Regions from separate parts of the Homo sapiens genome. Here region 2 is linked to region 1. A link is a loop called in an ENCODE intact Hi-C map of the cell type or tissue named here. Cell type or tissue: Caco-2. All regions are shown on one strand. Each heading gives the region's core, and the rest is flanking DNA. Links, peaks and the distances in the headings are about the cores only. Region 1 has its middle 90 kb from the start of USP25. Region 2 holds the start of LOC124905073 (small nucleolar RNA U13).

Region 1 (8,345 bases), core at 323-8,322:
ACTTTTCAAGAATCTATGTTGTTGACAAATTTCATAATTGGAGAAAATCTTATTAGCAAGACCAAATTCTCATAGAAACTAGGGAACTGGAGAAAAAAATTAAAATGACAGTCACTGAAAATAAAAGCGTTAGAAGGCATTGACTTATAAAACAAACCAGCGTAGATAGTGTTCAAAATCTTTGCCAACAGGCCAGCAGTTCTTCCAAATTACATTTCTTAATTACTCAGGAAACTGCAGTGACTTTGCCCTGGACAGCCATATTATTTCCCAAAATTTCACATTCTGCAAGTTATGTATCCTCATAAATTATCAAACTGTTCTTCACTAGTTTAGAATTCTGTACCTTCTACTTCTATTTCTCTAATTCATTACTCTAAGGTTTATTAACTAAGTAATGTTAAAAGTTAGAACAATTTCAAATTTCAGTATGAAAATGTGGGTTGCTACCTAAATTTCAACAAATTCTCAAAAGCAAGGATTTTAAAATCACTGATGGTTAGGTGTTACTTTCTTGGCCCATGCTGAACACCCAAAATCATACGAAATCAGAAAACAGGTTTTTAGGAAATGACCTGCATAGCCACATCTATAAGTCAAGCAGCATGAACGTTATCCAAAATGCTTTGCAAATGTTCTCTGTTTGAGTCACTTCTTAGGCAGTAGAATTGATGGGCATGGAAGGCAGAATAATGGCTTCCAAAGATGTCTAAGTTTTATTCCTGGAACCTGTGAATATTAAGTGGCAAAAGAGAATTTGCAGATATGGCTAAATAAGAACTTGAAATGGGGAGGTTATCTGGGATTATCTTTGTGAGCCCAGTGTAATCAGGAGGGTCCTTATAAATCAAAGAGGAAGATAGGAGAGTCAGAGTCAGAAGGGGAGATGTGACCATGGAGGCAGAGGTCGGAGGGCTGCGCCGCTGGCTTTGAAGATGGAGAAGAGTCATGAGCCAAGGAATTCCAGAGGCATCCAGAAGCTGGAAAATCTCCTCTAGAACCTCAGAAGAAAGCAGGCTGTGGCTCTCTTGACTATAGTCCAGTGAGACTCATGTCAGATGTCTAGTTCATAAAACTATGAGATAGTAAACATGTTGTTTTAAGCAACAACACTTGTGGCAATTTGCACAGCAACAACAGGCAACTGATACAAAGGGCACTGGAATACATTTCGCCAGAATAAGCAATTTCTGGGTTTTAAAATGCAGAACACTGAGACACAAAACTATAAAGATTTCCAGGAGAGATTGTCTATAATTACAGTTTTCTTCAAAACAGAGCAACAGAGAACATTTCTATGCATTGGTTCTACAAATATCAATTACACATATTTGGTTTCAGATTCTCCAAAAGGTTTAAATGCCAGTCTCATCTTACAGTGAAATTCGTCTTAGCAGAAAAAACAAGTTACTCATATTCAAACATTTACTGACCAGCTAAACATATACTAAACACTGGGGTTAGCAACATAAATAAGGGAAGATCTCTTTGAAGTATACAACCTAGTATAGCATTTTTCTGTTTGTTCTTTTTGACCATGAGCCACAGTAGGAAACATATTTTACGTTGTAACTCAGTATATATACCTTTATAAGCCTGAACCAAAAACTTGATACACTTTAATATTTGCTATTCTTTTCTGGCCTAGTTCATTTAAAAATGCTATGTAGAAACTGTTGAATTGATTTTATAACCCACTAATGGGCTTGAAAAGCACTAGCTTAGTGAGTAAGTTAGACATGTAGAGAAATAGCAGAGCATGTCACATACTAATGAAGATGACAACCAAGATAAGTACAAGAAAAGTAGTAAGTAACATTTGAGTGCTTACTATATTCACTGTTCTAAGGGAGTATTGAACATCTGAAGTACCCTACTCAGGTATTCACACTTCAGAAGTAGCTACATAATAACTTTAAATATTATTATAGGAATCTATACCTAAGAGTTTTTAATTAGCATACAAACATTAGTAAAATGAGCTGTGCTTGAGTTACATGACTGGATAGAATGAGTGTACAGGCACCAACACCCATGTATGAACTCGATGTAAAGATATGCAAATCCGGCAGAAACTAATATCTCTGGAGCAGCATGGTAGGTTCACATCTCCATTTGGCCACACACTTTCATTTCAGAGATGACAATGTTGCTTGACCCAAACTAGAAGGTTGGCTTATCCTGCTTTCAGAATGTCTGAACAGCCTTAGTATTCTAAGCTTACAAGAGCAGTTGATGTGACTATTTTTGCTTCTTGTTAATACATTTTAGACAATCTTAATCTGTTATATAACTTGTTTTCATTATTGACATACCATGGGGTAGCACGGTTACATGGGAGAGGATTGCCATCCAACGCCTACTTGCCTACCTCTAATTGCTGGGAGCTCTCAATATTTGCCAAAAGAACCTGATGATTATTAAATGGTCAACTTGGCTTCTCTCAGTTCCCCAAGAGATTCTGCGTTCTGTTCCAAGAAACTCGTATTTCATATTTTAACTGGTATTTGTCAAAAAGAGGCATGCTGTCAGAAACACTTAAACAGAGCTCAACATTCCACATATTGTACTTAAGCAGTAGCTCTCCCACTTTTAATCAGCGTTCTTAATATCTGTATGTAGTGAATGAGAGGGGTGCTTGTTGACTCTGTAGAATATTGAGCTCTGTTTAAGCAGTTCTGCTACAGTCTTACTCCTTTTTCTCTTCCCACCCCCAAACTGGAAAGACAATGTGTTCTGATCATTGCTTTGAAGACCATGGCATGTTCCCTTCTCGCCACACCTGAAATTCTTATTGATTATTGTTTTCTCTCAGTCTGTGGCCTAAAATTTGTCCTCACTCTGGCAGTCTCATAAGGACAGAATTACAGAGAATGGGAATCAAACAGTCATAGGTAGTATTATTAGTCATTTGTTAGTTATTATCTGCAGCCTTCCTATAAGAAAGGATAAAAGGCGCATAAAAGTGCTGAAAACATAACCTATCTCCTTCCCAATCTGAGCTCTAATTCCTCAGGTTCCTTCCAGTGCAATCTATAGATAACTTCCTGCGTATTAGTCCATAATCTTCAAACCTCCTCAATCACCACGGAAATGGCTGACTGTACTTCCTCTGAAATGTCATGAAACTTATACTCACCATGAAAGAGTGACTCCTAATAATTGTGCCAAGTTTGTTTTTCTTGGAGACATGAGATTGAAAAGGAAAGAGTGAAAGAGAGAGAAGGAAGGAAGGAAGGAAGGAAGGAAAGAAGGATGGAAGGAAGGAAGGAAGGAAGGAAGGAAGGAAGGATGGAAGGAAGGAAGGAAGGATGGACGGAGGGAGGGAAGGAGGAAGGAAGGGAGAGAAGGAGGGAGGGAAGGAGAGAGGGAGGGAGGAAGAGAACAAAAATGTTCTAGAGACTTTAGAGAATAAAACAAATTATTCTTCCTATAATTTTGATGATTAAAAATTAAAAACAGGCCAGGTGCTGTGGCTCATGCCTGTAATCCCAGCACTTTGGGAGGCCAAGGTGGGTGCGTCTCTTGAGCCCAGGAGTTTGAGACCAGCCTGGGCAACATGGTGAAACCCAGTATCTACAAAAGATACAAAAATTACCTGGGCACAGTGGCACGTGCCTGTAGTCCCAGCTACTTGGGGGCCTGAGGTGGGAGGATTGCTTGAGCCTGGGAAGTTGAGGCTGCAGTGAGCCATGTTCACACCACTGCACTCCAGCCCGGGTGACAAAGTGAGGCTCTGTCTCAAAATAAATAAATAAATAAATAAATAAATAAATAAATAAATAAAAACAAGCTAAGCTTTAGGATACAAGACTGCTTGCCTCAGGGACTCCTGGAAAAATTATCTTTCCTAATTCCAATTTTCAGCATTGTGTCTGAACCATGTGAAGATCAATAATTATGCTTGATGGACAATGGATTATCTGAAACGGATTTAAATCTGTTTCTTATGTATGCCTATGTTATGTATGCTTAGGACACACAAAGATTTTCATAACATAATAATAACAGCTAAATTTACATAGAACATTTTCTGACACTGCTTTAGAATGTTTCGAATTTCAATTTCTAAAATCTCCATATTATCTATTTACAAGTATTCAGCTCCTCTGAGAAGTCCTCCCTCACACCCCTTCTTTGTTCGGAAGTGCGCCCTAGTTCAAGGTTTTCAGAATACCCCAAGATTCCCTGTTTTTAGGGCCTTTATGAGAATTATCTTTCACTCTTTCTTTGCCTAGATAAAAATCTGGCATACAATAGGTGTTCAGTAACTGCTGGATGGAGGAATAAATGACTTATTACCACTACTATGGATTTATTTTTTTCCACTAATGACTAATTTTCCTTTTGTTTTGGCATTAAGGCACTTTTTACAGAAATGCAAAAACATTACTTAATGTGAAAAACCACTATTATGATGTATTATAATCTTCACTCCAAAACAGAAAGGAACAAATTGTCTTTTGCAGCTACTGTCTAAATTGTGGATTAAAAGTTTCGGTTTCTAAATGTAATTGCTGTGCAGATCTATTCATTTTGTTCATTTTGGAGCTCCCTGAAGCATTCCTCTAGCCTTCTACCTTTGAGTTTTGTTTTAAGAACACACTTGTCAGTTGAGATTAAGATAACATTTCTGTGTGAACATAAAAGCTGAGAAAGAATTCCAGTCACGCTGCCAGAGGAACCAGCTGTGCTGTTTAGCTCCTGTAGACAGAGTGCTGGCTGGGCCTCAAACATTGAAGGGAGTCAACAGGTACAATTCCTGGGTGAGTAAGGTGTTGCACAACATTCCCTCCAAAACGACAAACATGGCAAGCACCAGGATTAAGGCTAGGCCCCTAGCCTTCTAGTAAACATTGTGGAAAAAACTGATGTTTAAAGTAAGTATTTTAGGGTACTGGATGGGCTCCTGCCGTACTCTTTATTCCCTGTTGTGAACCCAAAGTATCTGAGACAGATCTCACACACTTCAGAAAGTTTATTTTGCCAAGGTTAAGGAGGTGCCTATGACCGTCTCAGGAGGTCCTGACGACATGTGGACATGTGCCCAAGGTGGTCGGGATACTGCTTGGTTTTATACATTGTACGGAGACATAACACATCCGTCAATACAGGTAAGATTTACATTGGTTTGATCTGAAAGGACAGGACAACTTGAAGCAGGGGGCTTCCAGGTCATAGGTAGATATAAATATATTCTGATTGGCAATTGGTTGAAAGAGTTATTATCAGTAGAAAGAGATGTCTTTGCTATGATTAGGGGTTGAAGACACCAAGGTTTTATCCTAAAGATGAAGCCTCCAAGTAGCAGGCTTTAGAGAGAATTGTAAATGTTTCTTATCAGACTTAAGGTAGGCATTGATGTTACTGCTGGAAGGGTATGATGAGGCATGTCTGAACCCCACTTCTCATCATGGCCTGAACCAGTCTTTCAGGTTACATTTTAGAGTGCCCTGGCCAAAGAGGGAGTCCATTTAGACTTTTATTCTAATGCTTTGTTTTTTTTTAAATTCCTGAAATACCATAGCCCAAAATTCTGAACAAAGTTGCTCCCCAGATTCTACTACACTGTATTTTTGCAGTGTTCCCCAAATGGTTTCTCTCAGTAAGCTATAAGACGTCTTTATAAGAAATCATGTTTGGTAAAAGTTTGGATTCTCAGCCTGTGAATCCCAAGAGAGTCTGTTTTGGTAGCAGGATTAACCCATTAAGTTGTGTTTCTGAAAAAACTTCTAAAGTGTTTTTTGGGAGGCAAACACTCAAAAATCAGAAACATTTTTTAATAGCAGAAAATGTAAGTGACTAAATAGTTGAAAAGCTTTTTTAATGTTGGTTTGGTAAGCCCATTAAGTCACATTTAGAAGAAAATTATCAAATACGACTTAACCCAGTGCAGCAATAATCATGTTAAAGAATGACTAATGCTCTCAGATAACTTGATCATTGAGAATTTCTCCAACTCACGCAGTACAAATTTAAAATAAGTCATGCAAATTTGTAAAAATTAATAAGACTTGTGAATGTAAAATGAATGCACATCTTTTGTTCTGGTTAGGTGCTGAAATATGGCAACTATCCTGTCTTTACCAGTGTGCACAGAACTTCAAAGAACATTTTCTATAAGAATAGGTACTATAAAAACACCCTATTGCTGTGTAATCACATGATGAAATGTCTTCTGCATTGACAGAGCCAAAAGCTAGGATTACATCTAAGTAATTTTGTTTTCTTCTTAGAATCATCCAAATCCTTTTAAGGGGATCTATAACCAAAGCCTTTGTAATCTTAGGTAGAAATTTGACTTACAAATGCAGACTTTTGTTGATTTAAAATTTTTAATAACATTTGATGTTTGATATATTTTAATTTCCAGAATTTCCATTACTAAAAATTAATATTTAAGGATTCTTCCCAGAAGCCTTTACATGTTTAAAGACAACAAATAAAACAATTACTTATTATCTCCTTTATGATAGCTGTCTAACTTTACAGCATTTTTTTCTTCATTTTAGATTTGACCCAGTCATTGCCAAATTAATAAAGTGCCTTTTATAATTATCCAGAAATACAGAATTCCTAAAGGTGAAAGCAAAAAGAACTAAAAAATTATTTATGTTGGAGTGATGAAAATGTTCTAAAACTAAATTGTGATGATGGTTGTACCACTTTGTGAATTATTAAAACCACTGAACTGTATACTTTAAAAGGGTAAATTTTATGGTATGTAAATTATATCTCAATAAAGCTGTTAGAAATAACTTATTAGGTTTATATTAAATGCTTGTGATGGTTAATACTGAGTGTCAACTTGATTGGATTGAAGGATACAAAGCATTAATTCTGGGTGTGTCTGTGTGAGTGTTGCCAAAAGAGATTAACATTTGAGTCAGTGGGCTGTGGAAGGCAGACCCACCCTTAATCTGGTGGGCACAAACTAATCAGCTGGCAGTGAATATAAAGCAGGCAGAAAAATGTGAAAACAAGAGACAGCCTAGCTTCCCAGCCTACATCTTTCTCCTGTGCTGGATGCTTCTTGGCCTTGAAGAGCAGACTCCAAGTTCTTCAGTTTTGGGATTCAGACTGGCTCTCCTCGCTCAACAGCTTGTAGACAGCCTATTGTGGGACCTTGTGATCGTGTAAGTTAATACTTAATAAACATATATATATATATATGTGTGTGTTTATTTAGTAGGATATATATATATCCTATTAGTTCTATCCCTCTTAGAGAACCCTGACTAATACAGTTTTCGGTACCAGGAGTGGTTCTAGAGGAACAGAATATTAAGGATGTTGTTCTTTCATTGGTTTTGGGGATTCTGAAATTGGCTGCTTAATATGATTAGACCTAAAGATGCCAGGGACTCTACTTCTAATAGTATGGAGAAAACTGATAGTCCTTGTTGAAAACTGTTTAAAGAGTTATGCAAAATAAATGCATTTGAGACTCCTGATTCACTGCTCATGAGAGGCAAGGGGTTTAGTGACTTTATACATAATTCCTTTGGCCATATGTGGAGAACCAAAGAACATAATGAAGCTGGTTGGTTGCTCCTGTTCAGTGGACAAAGTGATGAAAGAAAATGTTGAACTCAGGGATTCTGTCTCCCGGCTTCAGAAGCAGATACTGAGCCACAAGTATGCTAAGATTGCCCTGAGTGAGAGTCTTATGTCCTGTAGAGAAAGAGTTGAAATTGTGGAAAAACAGACACAAGCTCTTATCATGCAAGTGGCTGACCTGCAATGAAAGATGCACGCACAGCCTCGCCAGGTGCCTACTGTTAAAGTGAGGGCATTGATTGGAAAAGAATGGAACTCTGCAACTTCAAATGGGATCTTGTGAGAGGACCCTGATAAAGCCGGGGACACTGAGTCTGTAAACTCTGATGAACCTTTTTTGCCAGAAGGAAGAACTTCCCCATCCCCAGTAGTGGCAACATCCCCTCCGCAACCCGGGCTGCCATCAGCCTTTCCACCTTTGTCTGAGGAGATAAACCCCACACTACCCGAGGCAACAGTGATGGCCTCCCCGGAGGCAGCTGCCAGGCAAGATAATGTTGACTCTCCTCAGAGCCACCCTCAACACCTCTGTTTGCTTTTAGACCTGTAACTACACTAAAGTCCCTATGGGCCCCTAGAGGGGAGGTTCAGAGTGTGACCCATGAGGAGGTGCGCTACACTCCAAAAGAACTGTTTGAGTTCTCTAATTTATATAAACAGCAATCTGGAAAACAGTCATGGGAATGGATGTTAAGGGTATGGGATAATGGTGGAAGGAACATAGAGTTGCATCAGGCTGAGATTAATGATTTGGGCCCACTAAGTAAAGACTGTGAATTTAATGT
Region 2 (8,345 bases), core at 136-8,135, 67 kb before region 1:
TTGTTGGAACATAAATTAGTGCAGTCACTATGGAAAACAGCATGGAGATTCCTCAAAAAAGTAAAATTGGAAGTACCATATGATCCAGCAATTCCACTGCTGAGCATATATCCAAAAGAAAGGAAATCAATATGTCAAACAGTTATCTACACTCCCATGTTTATTCCAGCACTATTCACATTAGCCAAGATATGGAATCAACCTCTGTGTCTGTCAACAAATGAATGGATAAAGAAAATGTGGTACATACACACAATGAAATATTATTCAGCCATAAAAAGAATGGAAATCCTGTCATTTGCAACAACATGGATGGAATTGGAGGGCATTATGCTAAGTGAAATAAGTCAGGCACAGAAAGACAAATATTGCAGCTTCTCACCCATATGTGGGGGCTAAAATAAATTGATCTTATGGAAGTAGAGAGTAGAATGACACTCAGAAAGGTAGTGGGAAGGGGAGATAAAGAGAGGCTTGTTAACAGGAACAAAAATATAGTTAGATAGTAGAAATAAGATCTAGTGTTCAGCAGCACAATGGGAAGACTGTGGTTAACAGTAATTCTTTGTATATTTAAAAATAACTAGAGGAGTAGATATGGAATATTCCCAGCACAAAGACAAGATCAATGACTGAGGTAGTGGATCTCCCAATTACTCCAATTTGATCATTACACATTATATGTGTGTATCAAAATATGACATGTATCTTATAAATATATGCAACTTAAAGACCTGTTTCAAATACTTATCACATAAATAAATACATGCACTCATCCAAAGAGCAGGCACTTTGCTTTTTGAATGTTGAGGATAGCATGTCCATTCAGCCCTTAGCCACCAGAATAAAAGCTTTTATTCTTAGTTCTATAGAAAATATGAAGAAGTGCTGGCACCAGAGGAGAATGTAGCAGGATGAAGAAACTTATTAACAATGCATATCCCTATCCCCGCCTAGAAGAGACCTGCTTTTGTTTTACAGGATCCTGAGAATGAGGTTGGGTGGGTGTGATGGATAGTGAAACCTGCTAGGAGATTTATTACTGTTTTGAACTCTACAGTTTATGCTTTGCTTACATTATTTAAGCTTAGCATTAAAGTTGATACTGGTAAGAGTATTGCAGTTTGTTAGATACTGCCTGAAAAAGGAAAGGAGGAAAGAAAGAAAACGGAAGAAAAGCTATTGAGATTGGGAAGAAAGTGTTTGGGAAAGAAAAACATTAAGAATTCTTATGTCTAATGAGGATTTTGCCTAAATTTCTGCTGTGTGGTGTGTGACATGGCATCTTCTCTTTCTCTCTGCAACATCTTCAGTGAACCTTCCATTTCTTATTACTACTTGATGGAGTTTCACATGTTTTATGGGAGACTTCACAAAGTGCTGGAAACAACTTCCATGTGAGTGAGGAGTCAATGTGGAAGCTTGTCCAGAAACCTCCTCAAGTGAGTCTCATAAGAATGAGCGGTTTACAGTTTATCCTGAAACCCACCTCTCTCCCACATTAACTTAGAAGATACGTATTACCTCAAGTCACTGTTAAGATTGTGATAGCTGATTGTGTTATCAGTTAGGGTTGTAATGGTATCTGATCCTCAACGTTCCCTACTACATAGACAAAGCTGGTTTCATCCCTCCTCTAGCCTGTCTGGCTACTGGTATTAGACTAATATCAAGTGTTTGAGCCAGGGATGGTGGTGTGTGCCTGTAGTCCCAGCTACTCAGGAGGCTGTGGCAAAAGGATCACTTGAGTCTAGGGGTCAAAGGCTGCAGGGACTTGTGATCACATCTGTGAATAGACACTCCATTCCAGCCTGGGTAACACAGTGACTCTCTCTCTCCCCCCTCCCCCGTGTGTGTGTGTGTGTGTGTGTGTGTGTGTGTGTGTGTGTGTGTGTGTGTGTGTGTTTGGACAACCATCACTGACCAGACATCATTTTGAACATCGGTACACTACTTCCTCTTCAGGACCTATAAAATTGACCTACATCAAGAATAATATCTCTTAGAGATATAGGTATATATTTGTTTTAACCAGAAAAGTTCCAGATACTTAATGTATAATGGATTAATGACTTCCCAGCAGAGTCATGTGCTGATCTGATGTCATAAGAAGGTTTGAGGCTGGCACATTTCACATATTTGTGTCAACACCCAATCATCATGCTCATGATCTACAAAAGGATCGGGGTGAGGTTTATTTGTTTTGTTTTGTTTTGTTTTTTGAGACAGAGTCTCGCTCTGTCACCCAGGCTGGAGTGCAGTGGTGCGATCTCGGCTCACTGCAACTTCTGCCTCCTGGATTCAAGCAATACTACTGCCTCAGCCTCCCGAGTAGTTGGGATTACAGGTGCCCACCACCACGCCTGGCTAATTTTTGTATTTTTAGTGGAGATGGAGTTTCGCCATGTTGGTCAGGCTGATCTCGAACGCCTGACCTCAGGTGATCCGCCCGCTTCAGCCTCCGAAAGTGCTGGGATTACAGGCGTGAGCTACCGCGCCTGGCAGGGGCAAGGTTTTAAGGCTTGTTACTTTTGTGTTTGACAGGTACATAAAAAGGAGAGCCAACTCACATGTCTGAGGAAGAAAGAACAAGTCAACTACTGTTATATTGGGTTGACATGTGGTTAAGAACCCAGACTTGAAGGCAAAGCTTTTCAAGCATGAAGTAATGCACACATCACCTGGAAATCTTGTAAAAATTTACATAATGATTAAGTCTAGGGTAGAAGCACAGGGCCTGTATTTCTAATATCACCAGTGTTACCATTCTGCTGGCCCATGAATTCTACTTTGAGTAGCAAAATTCTAGAGTCTGATTATCTGGGTTCACGTCCCGGTTCTGGACTTCACCGAGCTGGGGACCTTGAGTAACTTAACCTTGAGTAATATGCCTCAGTTTCTTCATCTGTAAAATTGAAATAATATCCATGGGTTTTTATAGGAATTAGTAGAATTAATATAGAGTAGCACTGAGAAGAGTGTCTGGCACATGGTGCATACTTGATAAATATTTGCTGAGTGAATTTCCTAGCAGCAAAACGAGTGGGGAAAAAAGGGCCTGTGCTTTTGAATTCAACGCTTTTGTGTCTCATCAAATAATTCACTTGTCTTTCAGCTTCTGACTTGGCGCCATTGGTTGTCTTTGAGTTAACTCTGTAGAGTCCTAATTAGGATTTAAAAGAACAAGACGGAAAGCTTCTGCAGAAGGTAATGAGGTGTCCTAATTTCCCCTCCACCTAAGAGCAGGGAATGATCAAATTTATATTTAAGAAAATCACTCATAGTAGAAGAGAGACAGAGAGAAGGAATTGGACAAGACTAGGGGTGAAAAGATAAGTTTACAGAATATTGTAATAGGCCAGAGAACATAGTTAAAACCACCTGAGATTAAGACAGTGGAGACAGTTGAAAAGTGGAAAACAATACAAGCACAATTAAAGAGGTTGATTTGGCAAGACATGGCATTAAATAGTGGGCACAGCTCATGTTCAGGGAGAAGTGTGAGGATGTTTTCCAGTTTTCTAGCTTTGGTAAGATGATAAAACTTGGAGAACATTTGCAGAGATAGAGAATAAAGGAGCAGGAATAAGTAAGAATAAAAGGGATGAATAAAATGAGAAGGGAATAAGATGGTAATAAGACTAATTTTGGACATGTTAAAAGTGGCTGTGGGATAAATACCCATAGGCAATTAGAAATGAAATATGGAGCTGAGGAGACTTTACATGTTGGCCATAAGAATTTGGAAGTCATCAGCATTTGTGTATTAAGGCCCTGGAAGTGAATGAGTCAGTCCAGGAGAGTATTAGCTGTAAGAAAAATTGGATACAAATTGAAGACCATAAGGAAGACTTAGAACAATGAAAGAGGTAGGAACAAAGCCAAAAGAAAGGGATGGCAGAAGGCTAGGGAGGAGAGTGCTTCAGCAATGAGGGAATGGTCAGCAGGGCCAAATTCCACAACACATCTATACTCCTGGAAACCAGTTCTTCCACTGTGACTCACTGAATCTGTCAACACCACATCGTTATTTTAATCCTTCGGGGACAAAGCCTAGTATCTTGGTTTGACTCATTCTGCTTCCTCATTCTCTATATTTAAGACGCTGAAATTTCTTTTCCATTTTTTGATATCCATCCTTTTCTAAGCCCAATTTTACATGCTGGTCCAAATACTCCTAGATGACACAAAAACTTTCTGTACTGTATGTTTTAGCTAGACCCAACTTCCTGAAACACCTTTTTCATTATGCCATATTTATTCTCTTCAAAACTTTTCTCTCTCTCTCTCTCTCTCTCTCTCTCTCTCTCTCTATATATATATATATATATACACACACATATATATATATATGTGCATATATGTGTATATATGTGTGTGTGTATATATATATATTTTTTTTTCCAGGTGGAGTCTTGCTCTGTCACCCAGGTTGGAGTACAGTGGTGCAATCTCGGCTCACTGCAACCTTCACCTCCCAGGTTCAAGTGATTCCTGTGCCTCAGCCTCCAGAGTAGCTGGGATTACAGGCATGCGCCACCACGCCCAGATAATTTTTGCATTTTTAGTAAAGACAGGGTTTCACCATGTTGGCCAGGCTGGTCTCGAACTCCTGACCTCAAGTGATCCACCTGCCTCAGCTTCGCAACGTGTTGGGATCATAGGTGTGAGCCACCACATCCAGCCAAATATGTATATATTTTATAATTTCAACTTTTATTTTAGATTCAAGTGATACATGTCCAGGTTTGTTACATAGGTATATTGTGTGATGCTGAGGTTTGGGGTATGAATGATCCTATCACCCACATAGTAAGAATAGTACCCAATAGGTAGTTTTTCAGCCCTTTCTCCCCATCACTCCCTCTTCTAGTAATCGCCAGTGCCTATTATTCACATCTTTATGTCCATGTATACGCAGTGTTTAGCTCCTACTTATTATAAGTCAGAACATGTGGTATTTAGTTTTCCATTACTGTGTTAATTTGTTTAGGATAATGGCCTCCAACTGCATTCATGTTGCTGCAAAGGACAAGATTTCACTCTTTTTTAATGGCTGCATAGTATTCTATAGTTTATATGTGCCACATTTTCTTTATCTAGTCTGTCATTGATGGGCACCTAGGTTGATTCCATGTCTTTTCTATTAAACTTCACAATATATTTTTTAACTTGGAGTATTTGTTTTGTTTTGGAACATAAGCATCTATGTATTATCTAAGTAATATCTATGCATCTGAGTATAAGAAATGCTTAAGAATAATAAACACCAAATGTAGGATAATGATTATCTCTGCTAAGGGAGAAATTAATTATGATTATGGAACAAAACATAGGAGATTTCAACTGCATTAATAGTGTTTTATTCCTAAGCTGGGTGTATTAGTCTGTACTCATGCTGCTGATAAAGACATACCTGAGACTGGGCAATTTGAAAAAAGAAAGAAGTTTATTGGAGTAACAGTTCTACGTGGCTGGGGAGGCCTCACAATCATGGTGGAAGGTGAAAGACACGTCTCACATGGCGGCAGACAAAAGAAGAGAGCTTGTACAGGGAAACTCCCCCTTTTTAAAAACATCAGATCTTGTGAGACTTATTTACTACCAAGAGAACAGCACAGGAAAGACCCGCCCCCATTATTGAATCACCTCCCACTGGGTCCCTCCCACAACACCTGGGAATTCAAGATGAGATGTGGGGACACAGCCTAACCATATCACTGGGTAACAGGACCATAGGTTTAAGTTTCTGTACATTTAAATAATATGAAAAACTACAGTGTTTTAGAAACACTTTAAAATGACAGCACCCTAAAATGTAAGTTTGATGTCCTCTTAATTGGGGACCCTGCTCCCTGTCTCATCTTATTTTCTACAATTCCTTATTGTATTCTCTTCTGGGTTTTTCTTTTCAATGTTGTTCAAAAAGGTCTTTGTGAAGTGTATTGGTTTCCCTTCCTTCCATCACAGTTTCCCTCTGCCAGGAATGTGCCTCCACTCAGTCAGGGCCTCCTGTCCAAAACCTTTGCAGTCCTTTACGCTCATGAGCCTTTGTTGCGAACTTTTATTGGATATGATCTCTCAATCCTGTGAAATCTTGTGTGAGAGAGAGAGAGAGAAAGAGGGTGAGAGAGAGGGAGGGAGTGTGTGTGTGTGTGTGTGTGTTTGTTTGAGACATTCTTATGTATCTCTTTTAAAGCTATTTATGTGAGATTTTTATTATTATAGAAAGTAGTTCAGGAGTTCTAACCCCGTTTGCACATTACAGTTATTGGGAGAGTGCTTTAAAAATATTAATGCCTAGGCCCCAACTCAAACAGGTCCCACCTCAAATAGGCTTGAATGATAGAATTTTTAAAAAGCTTCCAAGGTGAGGCTAATACCACAGGTATAGTCTGATTATGTCTTAAAGGCCTGGGCCACCTCTTCTTAGCCCTCTCTATAACAACACAGAATCACACATATAAATGAGAGTTATGGGCATGGGGAATATATGAATATGAGCTTAAATGCCAATTATAGTCTGTGAAAGTAGGAAAAGCTAATAATCTTATGAAACTGCTATAATATTCCTCTGCTATTATAATATACAAAACAGTCCATTTAGCAGTAACTTGACCTTCAATAGTTCAGTGTCATGAGTATTTGGAAGCAAGTAACCTAAATACTCAAACATGAACAGCTGGACTGAAATCGACACTGACTGAAGTAAAGCTAAATACTGAGTTCAAGGAAGCAAGGCCATAAATAAGAGCTCTTAGTTATAGTGTTTGACAGCTCATCCTTAGTCCCAGAAAGTATCAAGGCAGCAGTAGCTAGCTGAGTGTAAAGGGTACAGTGTGAAAAATATATGGCATTTAGTTAAAAAATGATCATACAGAGATGTTAAAAAGTTGGCCGAGATATTACACAAATAGTGAGGAAAATGTAGACTCTCTTTTTAATTTTTTGAATTAAATTATAACTGTATATAACTGGTATGTTACATTGCTCAGTAATGGCCAAATGGTATTTGAATGGGTAAAGTTGTTTTATCTATGATAGTCATGTTAAAATCACACGCTTGCAATAATCTTGAAAGTGAGAATTAGATGATTACTGACATAATTGGAATCCCATCAGGAAAGAGGGCGTGTGTTTAAACCAGTTCTTAAATAAATGGATACAGTAGACAACTTTTAATGTCTCTTCCAATTTTTAGATACTTTAGTTATTTCTACTGACTTGTCTTCAAGCTCACTGATTCTTTCCATGGCCATGTCGAGTCTGCTGATGAGTGCATACCTCATTATTCATCATATCTGTTACAGTGTTTTGGATTTCTTGCATTTCCTCTTGATTCTTTCTTAGATTTTCTATCTCTCTGCTTGCATTAGTCATCTATTTTTGCACATTGTCTACTTTTTCCATTAGGACCTCTTAACATATTAATAATAATTATTTAAGATTCCCTATCTGATAATTCAAAAATGTGTGTCATATCTGGGTCTAGTTCTAATGCTTGCTTTACCTCTTCAAACTATGTGTTTTCTTGCTTTATCATCAGACCTTGTAATTTTGTATTGATAGGTGCAAATGACACATATGAGTAATAGGAATTGAGAAAAAACAGACCTTTAGCATGGAAATTTACATTAACCATAAATGTGAAAAGGCTTAAGTCTTCTACTGCCCTTGTTTTTGTTTTCCCTCTCAGACTCCCCTAAGTATGCCTCCTCAAAGAGAGTCTGCTCCTTGTGGCTCTTTCAGGTGTAGCCCACTATAATACTTTAGCTTTGTTGGTGTGTGTCTTAGTCTGTTTTGTGTTGCTTATAATAGAATACTTGAAACTGGGTTATTTATAAAGAAAATGAATTTATTTCTTATCATTATGCAGGCTGAGAAGTCTGAGGTCAAGGAGCTGTATCTGATGAAAACCTTCTTTCTGGTGGGGACTCTCTGCAGAATCCCAAGATGGCACAGGCCATCTCATGGCAAGGGGACTGACCAAGTGTGCTCCTTCAGATCTCTCTTTCTCTGTTTATAAAGCCACCAATCCCACTCCCATGATAACCCATTAATCCATTCATTCATTAATGAATTCATCCACTCATGAGGACAGAGCCCTCATGACCCAATCACATCTCGAAGGCCTCACATCTCAATACTGCCACACTGGGGATTAAATTTCATCAAGAGTTTTGGAGGAGACAAATATTTAAACAACAGCAGTGTGGTATGGTATGGCAGAGTGGGGAGCATTCTCTAATCTTTTGATTAAATTTCAGTGTATCAGTGGTCCTTTGTCCTTGGACTATGACCTTCACAGGTGTTTCTCCAGCAGTATAGCTTCTGCCACTCAGGCC

What was found. Hi-C counts contacts between places; a loop is a spot of excess contacts. Peaks named below come from ENCODE experiments on the same cell type or tissue, not always from the same donor. Only the 100,000 strongest peaks of a DNase experiment are listed, where the experiment ranks them.
Region 2: it touches region 1 in a loop (4-fold over the local background); 3 of 110 quality-filtered maps call a loop at or near these places.

Annotation. Positions count from the first base shown.
Region 1 is chr21:15,635,735-15,644,079 of GRCh38, reverse strand. No RefSeq gene overlaps it. Among named protein-coding and RNA genes, the nearest start is that of USP25, 90 kb to the left of the region's middle. In Caco-2, for the core only: no CTCF peak of the experiment used is centred there; DNase peaks (open chromatin) are centred at 919 and 4,729.
Region 2 is chr21:15,702,497-15,710,841 of GRCh38, reverse strand. LOC124905073 (small nucleolar RNA U13) reads right to left here and starts at 2,183; the gene lies at 2,075-2,183. In Caco-2, for the core only: no CTCF peak of the experiment used is centred there; a DNase peak (open chromatin) is centred at 3,961.